2 separate regions of the Homo sapiens genome follow, and region 2 is linked to region 1. Evidence: read pairs that join two places in POLR2A ChIA-PET (ENCODE). Cell type or tissue: PC-9. All regions are shown on one strand. Links, peaks and the distances in the headings refer to the core of each region. The heading gives the core; the rest is flanking DNA.

Region 1 (7,375 bases), core at 2,376-7,375:
GCTTCTCTGTCTGCTGGCTTCTTGTTGAGGCCTCCGATGTGGTGTGGGGGCACTTCTCAGTGCTTGGGGGAGGCCTTTTCTTTGGAGGTACTGATTTTTTTTTTTTTTTCAAGAGAAGAATCCTTTGGTATTTTCGGTCTGGGGGCAGAGGTGATATTCAGAATAGTTTTGTTGTTGTTGTTGTTTTTGAGACAGAGTGTTGCTCTGTTGCCCAGACTGGAGTGCAGTGGCGAAATCTTGGCTCACTGCAATCTCCACCTCCCGAGTTCAGGCAATTCTCCTGCCTCAGCCTCCCAAGTATCTGGGATTACAGGTGTGTGCCACCAGGCCCAGTTAATTTTTGTATTTTTAGTAGAGGCGGGGTTTCACCATGTTGGCCAGACTGGTCTTGAGCTCTTGGCTTCAGGTGATCTGCCCGCCTCAGTCTCCCAAAGTGCTGGGGTTTACAGACATGAGCCACTGCACCCAGCCAATATTCAGAATGTTTTACAAGTTTCTCCAGACTATGTAGCTGGGTCAGAGTCCTTGGCAGGTGTTGCCCTTTCGTTCCTTTATCTCCTGGATTATAGTGTGGGCCAGAAGGTCCTAGGAGAGGGGTCTGGAGTCCCTCGGGGATTGAGGCAGATCAGATAGTCGCAACCGGGGCTATGTGCTTATTTCAGCATTTCAATGCCTGTCATTACTTATTGCCTCTAGGTGTGGAGTAGGGGGGATGCCTGACCCTGCACACCAGCTGTGTAGATGTGGGAGAGGGGTTTCTTCCAGATGCAGACTCTCAGTAATATCCCTTGTTTCTGCCTCCATGGCTCACTCCTGCCCTCCACTGATCTGGCCACTCTCTCAGCTCATCCCACTGATGACACCACGACGCTCTCTGAGAGACCATCCCCAAGCACAGACGTCCAGACAGACCCCCAGACCCTCAAGCCATCTGGTTAGTAACTGCCTCCCCAGACTGGAAACAGGCTATTTTCTGTTCACTGTGTATTTCCAGCACCTGGAGTACAGCCCAGCACAGAATAGTTCTCAGTAAAGACGTGATGGGAAAGTAAATGACTTCAAGCCAGGCAGAGGGTGGGCACATGATAAATGTCTGAATAGATAAGTGAATGCATAAATTATTGCTGCATACAAACCACCTAAAAACTCAGTGGCTTAAAAGGATAACCATTTATTTAGCTCTCATTTCTGCAATTTGGAAATCTAGGGTGTGCTCAGCTGGCTGGTTCTTCTGGTTTCAGCTGGACTTACTCATGCGTCTGAGGTCAGTTGTGGGTCAGCAAGGACCTCTGTTTCTAGGGGCAATTTGATTCTTTCCCTGGTGATCTTATCCACCACTTCCTGCCCAGTCAGCCCCCCAGTGAATGAATGGAAATGATACGCCCATGGGTCACATAGAGAGCCCATTCATCCATTCATTCAACAAATAGTCACTGAGTACTTGTGTGCTAGGCTAGTTCTAGGGGACAGAGATAGAGTGGTGAACAAGCCAGAAAAAATCTCTGCCCTCATGGAACTACTATTCTAGTGGTAAGAGAAACACAACAAGAAATAATCATAATTATGTATCAGTTGATTTCAACTTGCTATCAAGAAAAGTAAAGTAGGGTTAGAGAGTGACTGGGGAGTACAGGTTGAGTATTCCTTATCCAAAATGCTTTGGACCAGGAGACTTTCAGATTTCAGATTTTAGAATATTTGCATTATACTTACCAGTTCAACTTTCCTGACCCAAAAATCTGAAGTCCAAAATGTTCCAGTGGGCATTTCCTTTCGGTGTCATGTCAGACTGTTACTGGAAAGGGGTTCCGATCCAGACCCCAAGAAAGGGCTGTTGGATCTTGCACAAAAAAAGAATTCAGAGAGTCCATAGAGTTTATTTAGAAAGTAAAGGAATAAAGAATGGCTACTCTATAGGCAGAGCAGCCCCACAGGCTGCTGGTTGCCTGTTTTTATGGTTGTTTCTTCGTTATATGCTAAACAAGGGGTGGATTATTCATGAGTTTTCTGGGAAAGGGGTGGGCAATTCCCAGAACTGAGGATTCCTCCCCTTTTTATACTGTATAGGGTAACTTCCTGATGTTGCCATGGCATTTGAAACTGTCATGGTGCTGGTAGGAGTGCCTTTTAGCATGCTAATGTATTATAACTAATGTATAATGAGCTGTGAGGATGACCAGAGGTCACTGTCATTGCCATCTTGGTTTTGGTGGGTTTTAACTGGCTTCTTTACTGCAACCTGTTTTATCAGCAAGGCCTTTATGACCTGTATCTCGTGCCGACCTCCTATCTCATCCTGTGACTAACAATGTCTAACCTCTGGGGAATACAGCCCAGTAGGTCTCAGCCTTATTTTACCCTATTCGAGATGGAGTTGCTCTGGTTCAAACACCCCTGACATGACATCAAAAAGTGTCAGATTTGGGGACATTTTGGATTTTGGATTTGGGGATTAGGGATAGTCAACCTGTATTTCATATACAAAACCAGGGAGGGCCCCACTGGGAAGGGAGTGAAGGAGGGAGCCATGCGGATGTCTAGGGAAAGTGTGTTCCAGGCAGAGGAAACAGCCAGTGCAAAGGCCCTGAGGTGAGAAGGTGTCTGCATGTTCAACAGCAGGGAGGCCAGTAGGGCTGGAGTGCAGGGAGTGAGGGGGATAGGAAGGAAATGAGATTAGAGGAATAATGGGAGCCAGATTGTGTGCCATGGTGAAGATTTTGGGTTTTGTTCTAAGGGTACCCAGGTATCCCCCTTTCCTGACTTTGCCATTCACGTATTCACTTCACAAACCTTTGCTGAACCCTGACTTGCTCTTTGTCTGCCTCTCCAGGTTTTCATGAGGATGACCCCTTCTTCTATGGTAAGTTATCCACAGGAAGATGTGGGGGAAGGAAAGGTGAGGTCCGTCTGACTCTACCCCTTCATTTTTCTCTCTGCAGATGAACACACCCTCCGGAAACGGGGGCTGTTGGTCGCAGCTGTGCTGTTCATCACAGGCATCATCATCCTCACCAGTGAGAACTGGGGTTGGGTGGGAAGGACACCAAGACCAGGAGGGGGACTTATGACGGAGGGCTGGGTTCTCAAAGGTCCCTGGGCAATTTTGTTTTAAATGAGGTATCTATTAGCTGCATATACATACAAACCACCACAGAATTCAGTGGTTTAAAATAATGACCATTTATTGAGCTCTCAATACCACAGTTTGGAAACATAGGCTGGGCTCAGCTGGGTGATTCTTCTGGTCTCAACTGGATTTACTCTTGCATCTGAGTTCAGTTGTGGGTCAGCAGGAAACTTTGTTTCTGGGGTGCCTTGGCTCTTTGCCACATCATCTTATCCTTCACTAAGCTAGCCTGGGCTTGTTCGCATGGTGGTGGCAGGGATCTAAGATAGAGTGAATGCATGCAGGCTCAGAACTGGCCATTATCACTTCTGCCTCATTCCATAGGTCAAAGCAAGTCATGAGGCTGGGTTTCATTCAAGGAAATAGACTCCACCTCTTGATGGGAAGATAGGCAAAGTCACATGGCAAAGGACATGGATACTGACAGGGAGGGGTAGAGACTAAGGGCCATTTGGCGGTCAGCATACCACCCCAGCAGTCACAAGCCCACTGCACCCAGGCCTGGCAGGGAACAAGGGCTGAAAAAGGCTGTGTCAGGAGGAGATAACTGAGGATTAAATGCCTCATGGAACAACCCCACCCACTCAATCCAGCAAGAATAGAGGCTTGAAGCAGCCAGAGTAACTACTCTTTTAAGAGCTTAATGTTTCTGTAAAATCTTTTGGTACTCAAATGTTGACAGCTGTGTTGATCAGGGTCATGGCAGGTGGCAGAAGGACCTGCAAACGATTAACTGGAGAAAGTTTAATAGAGTGATATCTCTGGAGGTACAGGCAGGGCAATGAGATGGTGCAGTGCCCTAGGACTAGCAAGGATGGGGACCTGTTATCCCCCAGCCTGAGGGACAAGAGGAGGCACTGGCTTTGCAGGAGGCCTGGTGAGAGATGGAACTGGAGGTGGGGCTGCTGGCAGGAGCTGTGGCCTCAGAAAGAGGGTTCCAGCCACTGCCTCACTTGTGACCAAACCAGGAGGGAGCAGGGGTGGTGGGGATCAGATACCTAAACCTCCCTCTCCTCCCACCCCCCTGTCTCCTGCCAATGCTTAACCAGAGGGCAAGGGGCCCAGGGCCCCATGCAGGGAGAGGAAGTTGTGGGGAAAGGCAGAATAACAAGCAGAGAAACTAATTTTTTAAAAAGGTTTTTAAAATGTTGTGGGTGAAATAAAACACGAGCTATCAGTTAATCTGTATAACCAATGCCAAGTTTCATTACCTCTCTTGTCCAACTTCCTCATCAAGAAAATGAGCATAGCCACATCTTTTTTTGCCTTAAGGGGAGAGGCAGAATTCTAACAATCATAAGACATGATTCCTGATGTGTGCGTGATCCCCACTGAATCTGAGAGTCAAGCACTGTTGCCTCGGTCATACAACATGTATGTGTTGATCCTGACTTTGCACCAGGTCCTATTCTCACCCCAGTGGAGAAGTTAAGGCTCAGAGAGTTAAGGAGTTTGCCTAAGGTCACACAGCACAGAAGAGTCAGTAAATTCATTTGCTGGCGGGACACGGTGGCTCACTCCTGTAATCCCAGTACTTTGGGAGGCCAAGGTGGGAGGATGGCTTGAGCCCAGGGGTTCAAGACCAGCATGGGCAAAATAGCAAGACCCTATCTCTACACAAATAATTTTTTTTACTTAAAAAAAAAAAAGAATCAGTGAAGGATTGGACCCAGGTTTGTGTGAGAGCAGAGCCTGAACGTTAGCTCTGGGGCCATGTATTTTTCCAACAGCAAATATTTGTGGGCTCCTAGTCTGTGCCAAACCTGTGCTGGGTGATGCTGGGGGCATGGTGGTGACAAGCAGCCCTGGTCCCTGTCCTCAGGAGCTCACATCTGGTCGAAGATGATAAGCAAATAAATGCATGAATGAGTGGATACAGAGAAAGATATTTGCCAAATAAAGCAGAGTGACAGGGAAGAGAGGGGTGGGGAGAGAAGCCCTCCCTGGAGTGGTGAAATTGGAACTGATCCCTGATGATGAGATGAATCACCAGGTAGAGAGAGCAGCAAGTGCCAAGCCCTGGAGGCAGGAATGAGCTGCGCCCATTGCTATAGCAGCAGAGGAGGCAAAGTAGCCAGGACAGGGTAGGTTGGGGGAGAGGAGAAGACGAGGCCAGAGAGCTGAGGGGCTGGAGGAGGCAAGGGTGGCAGGTGTTTTCTAAAGTACCCTTGGCTTCTAAGTTCCCCCTCCCTCACTCTGGAGCAGCCACAGATGAGTCTCTGGAACCCATCTGTGTCCTCGTACCTCAAGGCCTTTGCGCTGCTGTTCCCTCTGCCTGTAACACCCTTCCTCCAGGTGTCTCCCTTACGTCCTTCAGACCTTTGTTCAAATGTCACCTCCTTGGCAGGCCACAGTGGTTCACGTATGTAATCCCAGGACTTTGGGAGGCTGAGGCAGGTGGATCCCTTGAGGCCAGGAGTTCAAGACCAGCTTGGCCAACATGGTGAAACCCTGTCTTTACTAAAAATACAAAAATTAGCTGGGCTTGGTGGCACATGCCTGTCATCCCAGCTACTCGGGAGGCTGAGGCGGGAGAATCGCTTGAATCCAGGAGGTGGGGGTTGCAGTGAGCTGAGATTGTGCCACTGCATTCCAGCCTGGGTGACACAGCAAGACTCTGTCTCAAAAAAAAAAAAAAAAAGTAACCTCCTCATTGAAGCCCCAGTAGCCATCCCTGTGAGGATGAGCCCAGCTCCTGGGCCTCCATGCCTCCTTCCTGGCCTTATTTCCCTTTGTAGGACTTAACACCCTCCCACTTAGCACCTTCATACATTTGATTTTGTAATTTTTCTCCTTGTTGGTCTTTCCCCATAGAAAGACAACTCTGCCAGGGCAGGGATTTTTTTCTTTGTCCTCAACTGTGTTCTTAGTGCCTGAATGAATGAATAAGTGAGATACAAAATAATGGGAGTTTCCAAACGGCTCATCTGTGAGCCTGTGTGGGAAGGGCCTCTCGCAGGGCCCCAGCACTGGCTGTTCTCGGTGTGTTTCTCCATCATTTGTTTATGGAGTTGCCTTTGAGTTTCCCGAGGGGCAGGGTTGATCAATCTGGTTCCCCAGCCCCACAACACACGATAAGAATCAATATCACTCTAGCTCGTGACTGAATCATTTCCTTCACCCACAGGTGGCAAGTGCAGGCAGCTGTCCCGGTTATGCCGGAATCGTTGCAGGTGAGTCCATCAGAAACAGGAGCTGACAACCTGCTGGGCACCCGAAGACCAAGCCCCCTGCCAGCTCACCGTGCCCAGCCTCCTGCATCCCCTCGAAGAGCCTGGCCAGAGAGGGAAGACACAGATGATGAAGCTGGAGCCAGGGCTGCCGGTCCGAGTCTCCTACCTCCCCCAACCCTGCCCGCCCCTGAAGGCTACCTGGCGCCTTGGGGGCTGTCCCTCAAGTTATCTCCTCTGCTAAGACAAAAAGTAAAGCACTGTGGTCTTTGCCCCAGGATCTCTGATCATTTGGGACAGGGGAGTGGAAAGAGGAGGCAGGGGCTGCCTCAGGGCCCTCAAGGAATAAAGCAAAGGCCGGACGTGGTGGCCCACACCTATAACCCCAGCACTTTGGGAGGCTAAGGCGGGAGGATCACTTGAGGCCAGTAGTTCAAGACTAGTCTGGGCAACATAGTGAGACCTTGACTCTACAAAAAATAAAAATATTAGCTGGGCATGGTGGTGCGTGCCTAGAGTCCCAGCTACTCAGGAGGCTGAGGCAGGAGAACTGCTTGAGCCCAGGAGGTCGAGACTGTAGTGAGCTGTGATTGCACCACTATATTCCTGCCTGGGTGACAGAGTGAGATCCTGTTTCTAAAAAAGAAAAATATAACAAGCCAAGGCAGGGAATAAAGTTAGGGAAGCCAGTCTAGTGTGTGGCAGACAGGATGGCGGTGGGCGGTTGCAGGTGAGTCTGTGTGCTGGGTGACTGGCCAGAGAGAGAGTCAGGGCTGGCTTCTGCCTGCAGTCAGTTTGAGAACACTGGCGTGGTCCCCATAAGGGAGCAGGTACCCAGTGTCAGCTCACCCCTAACATTTTTAAGGGTTTGGAGGTCCCAGATCACAGGGATCCCCTCTCCTTCCTACTTCTAGTCCCTTCCCACACCGGGAGGGGCCTTGCACACATGAGTGTGGATGCCACAGCCTGCACCTCCAAGCTCTATCCACAGCCCCCAATACACAAATGGCCACCCTCCAGGGCACTTCTTGGCTTAGGAATGTGTCCACCAAGAAGGCCCTGCAGGCCCCAGCATGGG
Region 2 (7,794 bases), core at 1,457-6,456, 270 kb after region 1:
GCTATGCAAACAGTGGATGTAAAAAGACGCCTGGAAGAAGTTAGGACTTGGATTTCTAGGAGAGATTAATTCGACTTGTAGGAGCAGGGATTTGGGGAGAGGCAGAGGGCTCTGCTGCCTCTGAAAGAGCTCACCGAGTGCGCTCCCTCTCTCTGACTAAGGACCCCTGTGGATAAGAAAGCTCTCTGCCCTAGAGAAGAAGAGCAGTCAAGGTGCTTACAGGCTCTTTCCCGAAGACTGAAGACCTTTCCCAGGGTGGACTGTGGTGCCCTTCCCTGTGCAGGCACCCTGACCACTGTGTGTTCAGAGAAGAGGGATGTGGCACACACACCTGAGAAGCACTGGGACTCCTGCGAGACCAAGTGGGAGGTTGCCACTCCTGGGGACCATCTGATGGGAAGCAGCGGTGAAGAAAAGGGAATGGCGTCTGGATGTGGATGGAGGCAGGTGCTTCTACTGCTGCCCGGCCAGAGAGGAGCATCCCCAGAGGGTCCGTCCCTAGCCAGGCTGGAAGCTTGTCTCTGCGCATCTGGTCCCCTCTCGAAGCAGTTCTCAAAAGCCGTTGAGACACACTGCTGGGATGTGGCAACACACCAAGAGGCAAGAAATGTAAGTCCATGGTTCCTGGTAATACTGAAAAAACTAGGCTTTGGAAGTTTAAGTAAACAAAGAAATGAGAGGATATAAGGTAAGCTGTTACAACGTCACTGTCAGTTATGAGTATTCTGTTATGCTTTCTTTTGAGCCAGTCTCGCTCTTTTGCCCAGGCTAGAGTACAGTGGCATGATCTCGGCTCACTGCAACCTTTGCCTCCCGGGTTCAAGCGATTCTCCTGCCTCAGCCTCCTGAGTCACTGGGATTACACATGCCCGCCACCACACCCAGCTAAATTTTTTTGTATTTTAGTACAGACAGGGTTTCACCATGTTGCCCAGGGTGGTCTCAAACTCCTGAGCTCAGGCAATCCGCCCACCTCAGCCTCGCAAAGTGCTAGGATTACAGGTGTGGGCCATCATGCCTGGCCCCCATTACACTTTCTAGAGAGAGGAAGAAGTACTAACCTCACAGTGCAGACTGGAGACTGCACAGCACATGCGCAGATGGTCTTGACAGAGGATGCCTCCCTCTGTGCTGGGGAACTCATCCTTGCCCATTCAGTTTCCGTGGCTCAAGCAGGCTGATGTCAGCCCTTGGCGATGCTGTTGGCGTGTGTGACCCACAAATCATTCAGAGGCAGCAGAGCCAGCCTGGAGATCCGGGCTGTGACTTCAGGACAGGAGACCCTCTCTCTGCACAGGTTATTATCCTAAACTGCCAAAGGTCACTGCGTGAAGCAATTTTACTAAGAGCCACCAAACCCCTCTCTTCCCTCCAACCAAGTTCATTCACCCTTCTCAGAAGAGCCCAAGAGACCTCTGTGAGAGTAAGACAGGAGTTGGCGATGGTGCAATTTGCAGAACGCCATGTTTGTTAGCGCCTTGTCTTCATGTGGCCGGAGGGCACTCCTGAAGCTTCAAACTCCTGTAAAAACGCTTCCTGTCCAGGGAGGGTGGTATGGGAAGTCTGAGGTGGCTGGGAGAGGAACTGGCGAAGTAAGGAGTTGGAGCAGGAGTCAGAGAGACATGGGATGGGGAAACTCACAAGCAGACTCCACCCCAGTCAGGGAACCTCACTCACCGTTCCATTAAGGGCTGGAAAAGGAGGCACCGACAGGTGTCTCACAGAAGCGAATGGTAGCTGTTCAGGAGGCTGGACCCAGGAAAAAGGACATAAAATCGGGGAGGTGCCTCACCCTAATTTTTCTCAACTCCAGCAGAACCTTCTTAGAGAGCCTCACTCAATTCCACATTTCTCCTCCTCTCAGACAAGCCCGGCAGCTCCGTCCACGTCCTTTGCTGAATGGAGCCAGCGTGGTCACTTCTGCCCTATCGAGGAAGCTGAAGGCCCTGGCCCATCTCTGACAGCTCAGGGCACAGGAAAGCCTTGCCTCTGCCTAGTCTGCCCTCTGCTTCCCCACCAGCGTCATCTGTGGCCCACGGCTCTTGGCTGGACCTGCACTGAAGGACACAGCTGCTCCGAGCTACACAACAGGGTGGCTGTCCCTCCGCCCTCCATGTGTGGTGGCTGCTGCAGCAGGATACAGCCAGCCTCCTGGCTGCTATCCCACAGTGCTATGGTTGATTGCGTTCTTACACTGGAAGATAAACAGTGCTTGTGTCAAAGAAAATAGAAACAAGGCCGAGCATGGTGGCTCATGCCTGTAATCCCAGCACTTTGGGAGGCGGAGGTGGGCAGATCACTTGAGGTCAGGAGTTTGAGATCAGCCTGTCCAACATGGCGAAACCCCATCTCTACTAAAAATATAAAAATTAGCTGGGTGTGTTGGCATGCGCCTGTAACCCCAGCTACTCGGGAGGCAGAAGCAGAAGAATTGCTTGAAACCGGGAGGCAGAGGTTGTAGTGAGCCAAGATCGCACCACTGCACTCCAGCCTGGGAGTGCTCATATGAGCACTCACTCTACAGAGACCCTGTCTCACAAAAATAAATAAATAAATAAATAAATAAAATAAATAGATAAAAAAAAGAGGTAGAAGCTGGAAAAGTGGTTATCTTAGGAGTGGAAGGTTTGCTGACTGAGAGGGAATAAAAGGGCCTCTAGGGTGCTGAAAATGGCCTGCATCTCAACCTGGGTGGTCATACACAAATGTACAGATATGTTAACATGCATCCAGCTGTATCCCTAAGTTGAGCTCACCTTTTTGTATGTATGTTACCTGTTAATAACACAATTGATAAAAGCCCCCTCTAAAATCCCACATCTTCCTATGGCTACCATAGATATTTTAGGCTTATAATTGGTTTTGCTCCCCATATTTGCTATTCAAGATCTGTATAATTTTGGAACTCTCCCCTTTTTCCTTGCCAACAGGGTCCCAATTTTGTTAGGTTCGGGAAGTGCCCAATTAATACTCATTTGCCCAAACTCTCTTGCGGCTAGGAATTGCCATGAGATACAATGTCAGCCAGTTGGAAATAAGTACACATCTGCTGGGTAGGGCTTCCAGAAAAGCTATCATTTTCCTTTTTCCTTCTTTAGAGACAAGGTCTCGCTGTGTGGCCCAGGCTGGAGTACAGTGGTGCCATCACAGCTCACTGCAGCCTCCCATTCCCAGGCTCAAGCGATCCTCCCACCTCAGCCTCCCAAGTAGCTGGAACTATAAGAGTGCACCACCACACCCAACTAGATTTTTTTTTTATTTTTTGTAGAGATAGGGGGTCTCACTCTGTTGCCCAGGCAGGTCTCGAACCCTTGGCCTCAAGCGATCCTCTTGCCTCGGCCTCTCAAAGTGCTGGAATTACAGGCGTGAGCCACTGCATCTAGAAAAGTTGTCATTTTCCTGCTTGAAAAAGGGATAGATCCATCTCTCATACGTCTTTTGCTCTCTGTCCTCCCTGCCCCCTGTTTTTCTGCTCAGAATGTAGATGCTTCTTAGGACCATGAAGCGAAAGCCAAGATCTGGGGATAGTGAAACAGATAGCCAGAGGACCCCAGGCTGTGGATGGATGAGTGATCCTGAGCAGCAGCCGTGGACATGGGTTCCCTAATTCCTTCATGTCCCATGAGAAAAATAAACCTCTATGTGTTTAAGTCTCTGTTATTTGGGCATATTTGACAGTCCTCAAATGAGATATAAGGGTTTTATCTTCATAAATGGCAAAGACTTCTAGAGACAGAAGGGAAGGCTTCTGGGTGCTAATTCACTGTGGCTTCATATCATCAAGTAGCAAGGGCTCAAGGAAAAAAAAAAGTGGGGGAAGGAATCCCCAAGACATTCCCAAAATTAAGACTACATTCTCCCCTCCCACCTTCTCCTGAGAGCAGTCTTCCCTGCTTCCTATGGAATCTGAATTCTTCTGGCATTGGAAAAGGCTCAGGGAAGATGGCTCAACGTGAAGAGGATCTCAGTTCACGTAAACTTTACCAAGAGCGGGTCTTAGAGTGTTATGTCCACTGCATCACTGTTTCTCAATCTATTTTTAACCACTTCCCACTTCTGATAAACAGAAACTTTACTTTCTGGTTTGCATTAAGAAAACCAGGGCTTTTCTCTCTCTCTTGGAAAATTTCCAAGCATTTTGAAACGTGCTGCCAACTCCCCGGGTGTGACACCCGGGAGTTTCTGATATCCTCCCTGCACTTCCTGAAAATCTGCCGTCTAATTTAAGTTTCCTAAGATTCTGCAAAGCAGACAGAAACCCTGGTGACTCCAGCGATACCACAACTCTTAGGGGAAGATGAGTCATGTATGTGGCAGAAGCAGGTAATGGAGGAAAACAGAGACAAGGTTGGGCTGGGGAAAGGAACACAGAGCAACTAGTTTTGCCCCCCATCTGGTGTGTCTTTTGCAGGATCAGCCAGCACCTGACTGCAAGTTTCCGCCTCCAGACACTCTGCTGCCTCTCCTCCCTGGCTCAGGGTCAGCACTGAAAATCAGCCCAAGGAAACGACCAGCTGCCTTCTGGCCCTTATCAAGGGTGGTGTGAACCCGCGCTAGCTACCCAGGGGTCTGGCCCGGAAGCGGCAGGGGGAGGGCTTTTTAGTCCTGTGTCTAGTCCAGTGGTCACCTCTGCACGGACAGCAGATGGAGAAGGGGGCTCGGGGAAGGAGGAAAAGGTCAGGCAACCTCTCCAGGATTCCTGGAATAAACATTCCTCCTCCCAAGCTCTTCATTCTGTTTCACAATCAAATCCAGAGTCTTATAAGCATTCATGGAAACCATGAAAGCAAACAACTTGGTAAACGGTAGACAGAAACAGTAAATAGAATCTTCCCTCTACTTCCTGTGTATCCAGAATGTTTAGAGACAGGGAGTGGGGACTGACGACAGATTGCAGCATCTGGGATCTGGGGCTATGGCAGGAACGAGGACATGTGGAAGGCTGGGAGTTGCCTGGGTCTTGGGAGTCTGGGGTTGAAGGTTACTCCTTCATGGTTTCAGGGAAAGAGTGAAGACCACTGGCAAGAAGCCTGGTAACCACACAGACACACCCTGCAGGAAGCAGTTGACACCATCTCACACCCTGACCTGTCCCCCATGTCCTCCTCTGTGGGATGCACAGGACTTCCAGGGGCCACCAAAGAAGTTGGGTCTAACCGGGGCCCTCACAGTACAGTGGCGAGTGTAGTGCGGTGGTAAAGACCATGGACTCCAGCCGGGCGCGGGGGCTCACGCCTGTAATCCCCACACTCTGGAAGGCCAAGGTGTGCAGATCGCTTGAGTCCAAAAGTTCAAGACCAGCCTGGGCACATGGTGAAACCCCGTCTCTACAAAAAATACAAGCATTAGCCGGGCATGGTGGCGCACTGTAATCTTGTAATCCCAGCTACTCGGGAGGCTGAAGTGGGAGGATTTCTGAAGTCGCAGGTTTCAGTGAGCCAAGATAGTGCCACTGTACTCCAGCCTGGGTGACAGAGTGAGACCCTGTCTAAAAAAAAAAAAAAAAAATTAGCCAGGCATGCTGGCGTGCACCTGTAATTCCAGCTACTCCAGAGGCTGAGGCAGGAGAATCACTTGAGCGTGGGAGGCAGAGATTTCAGTAAGCCATGATTGTGCCCCTGCACTCCAGCCTGGGCAACAGAGCGAGACCCTGTCTAAAAAAATAAAAAATAAAAAAAGCCCATGGACTTTTTAGTTCAGAGTTCAGTTCCTCCGTCCACCAGATGCATGACTCCAGGCAAATCACTTCTTTCTCTACATACTTCAGCTTCCTCGTCCGTTAAAGGGGATGAGTGTGTAACTTCCTAGGATGTTTTAAGATTTACATGAGTTCATCTTTGCAAAGCTTTTTGCATGGCACTTGATACACAGTGTCATACAATACAATAAATGTTGGCTGCCATGTCTGCTATGTCCTCTGTCTGTTGTAATGAATTGCCAAAAACTTGGTGGCTTAACATAACAGAAATTTATTCTCTCACAGTACTGAAGACTAGAAGTCCAAAACCAGTGTCACGGGGCTGAAATCAAGGTGCAGGGTCTCCTAATTTTCCCTCCTTTTTCCTCTGTCCTGACCAAGAAACAGAGTGCCTTGACCAACCTGCGACCCAGCCAGCTGCGTGTTTTCTCTGCAGACTTGAACCCAAGCCAGGGCTTGAACATTCCCAGGCACTGATAAAGGTGTTTAGACACTGAAAGAAACCAGCCCTGGCCCTGGGCCAAATTCCTTAAACCCTCATGCAAACCCCTCCCTTGCCCCCTCCCTTTTCTCTCATTGTTCGTCTTGAGGATGCTGCAGCCCACTCTGCAAATTCCCCTCCGAAATGCTTTGCACTAATCACCCTGGCATTTGGTGCTTCTTGCTTTGGGAACCCATCTGGCCCCCTCTTGGGATGGTTTGGGGAACTCCTCGACAGAAACTCCCTTGCCACAGCTTTTCGGGGTGACTCCAGCCAGATCCGGCTGGGATGGAACACAGGTGTTCAGCAGGATTCCATTTCTCCGGAGGCTCTTGAGAAAATCCATTCTTTGCCTCTTCCAGCTTCTGGTGGGCGCTAGCTTGCAGCTACATCACTCCGGTCCTCCAGGATCACAGCATCTTCTCCCCTTCTGTCTGATTTCTCCCTCTACCTCTTTCTTTTTGTGATTACATTTAGGACCATCTCAGATAGTCCAAGATTATCTCCCCATCTAAAGATTCTTTTTTTTTTTTTGAGACGGAGTCTCACTCTGTTGCCAGGCTAGAGTGCAGTGGCACGATCTCTGCTCACTGCAGCCTCCACTTCCCGTATTCAAGTGATTCTCCTGCCTCAGCCTCTGGAGTAGCTGGGATTACAGGATTACAGATGCACACCACCATGCCTGGCTAAGTTTTTGGATTTTTAATAGAGATGAGACGGGGTTTTGCCATATTGGCCAGGCTGGTCTCGAACTCCTGGCCTCAAGTGATCTGCCTGCCTCGGCCTCCCAAAGTGCTGGGAACACAGGTGTGAGCCAATGCGCCCAGTTCTGCCTCCTCCTTTTTGTGATTATGTTTAGGGCCATCTCAGATAGTCCAAGATGACCTCCCCATCTCAAGCTTCTTAATCCCAATGCAAAGTCCCTTTTGGCCGTGGTTCCAGGGATTAGGATATGGGTCTCTTTTGGGGGGACCATCATTTGGCCACCACAGCTGGTGTGATTGGCCAGGAGTGAAGTCTAATAAACAGGACTCAGGTGGACGGAGAGTGGAGGAAGGAGAGGTCTCTGCAGAGAGAGGTTGGGGTATGGCTACCGGCAGTGGGTGGGAACAACCACAGAGGCCCACCACCAAGGCCACAGAGACAGAGTCTGCAGAGTTCTCCCAAGAAGCTAGCCTTGAGACGCTCCTTTTAATTTTCTTCTTCAGCAATGTACCAGCCCGGGGATGGGTTCTGCAGGGACTGTGGAAGTGAAGGACCCCACGACTGGAGTGACAGGGGAGGCTGCATAATAGACAACTAAAAGAGAAGATGCACGGAGGGGGGTGGGCATAAACTGTTACCTTCACAGTGGGTGAGCTCCTCTGGTGAGGCCTCTGCAGGGCTCAAAAAAGGTGATACGCAAATGAACTCAGGGGAACTGCACTGGCACAGGGGCCATTACGTCTCAAAGTCCATCAGCACGTGCTGGTCTAGATTCTCCTTCCCTCTTCATCCCTAGGAGAGTTCCATTTCTCTCTGGCATCCTGTACTTCCTTATTAATTGTCATTTATTTAAAATTGCACACTGGGTGCAATGGCCCACACCTGTAATCCCAGCACTTAGGGAGGCCAA

Evidence for each region. Peaks named below come from ENCODE experiments on the same cell type or tissue, not always from the same donor. Only the 100,000 strongest peaks of a DNase experiment are listed, where the experiment ranks them.
Region 2: POLR2A ChIA-PET joins it to region 1 with 19 read pairs; 2 of 35 experiments call an interaction of 5 or more read pairs at or near these places.

What each region holds. Positions count from the first base shown.
Region 1 is chr19:35,163,312-35,170,686 of GRCh38, forward strand. It overlaps FXYD5 (FXYD domain containing ion transport regulator 5), which reads left to right. Exons shown (of 9, transcript NM_014164.6): 6 at 845-934; 7 at 2,831-2,860; 8 at 2,940-3,014; 9 at 6,255-6,570. The coding sequence ends at 6,304. Among named protein-coding and RNA genes, the nearest start is that of FXYD5, 12 kb to the left of the region's middle. In PC-9, for the core only: no CTCF peak of the experiment used is centred there; DNase peaks (open chromatin) are centred at 5,100, 5,800 and 6,220; H3K4me3 peaks cover 918 bases; H3K27ac peaks cover 5,000 bases.
Region 2 is chr19:35,432,528-35,440,321 of GRCh38, forward strand. LOC101927522 (a long non-coding RNA gene) reads right to left here and starts at 2,126. Exons shown (of 7, transcript NR_187751.1): 1 at 1,793-2,126; 2 at 1,062-1,311; 3 at 332-575. RefSeq lists enhancers at 367-1,566, 4,016-4,979, 4,980-5,941 and a silencer at 4,100-4,394. In PC-9, for the core only: no CTCF peak of the experiment used is centred there; a DNase peak (open chromatin) is centred at 4,244; H3K27ac peaks cover 1,293 bases.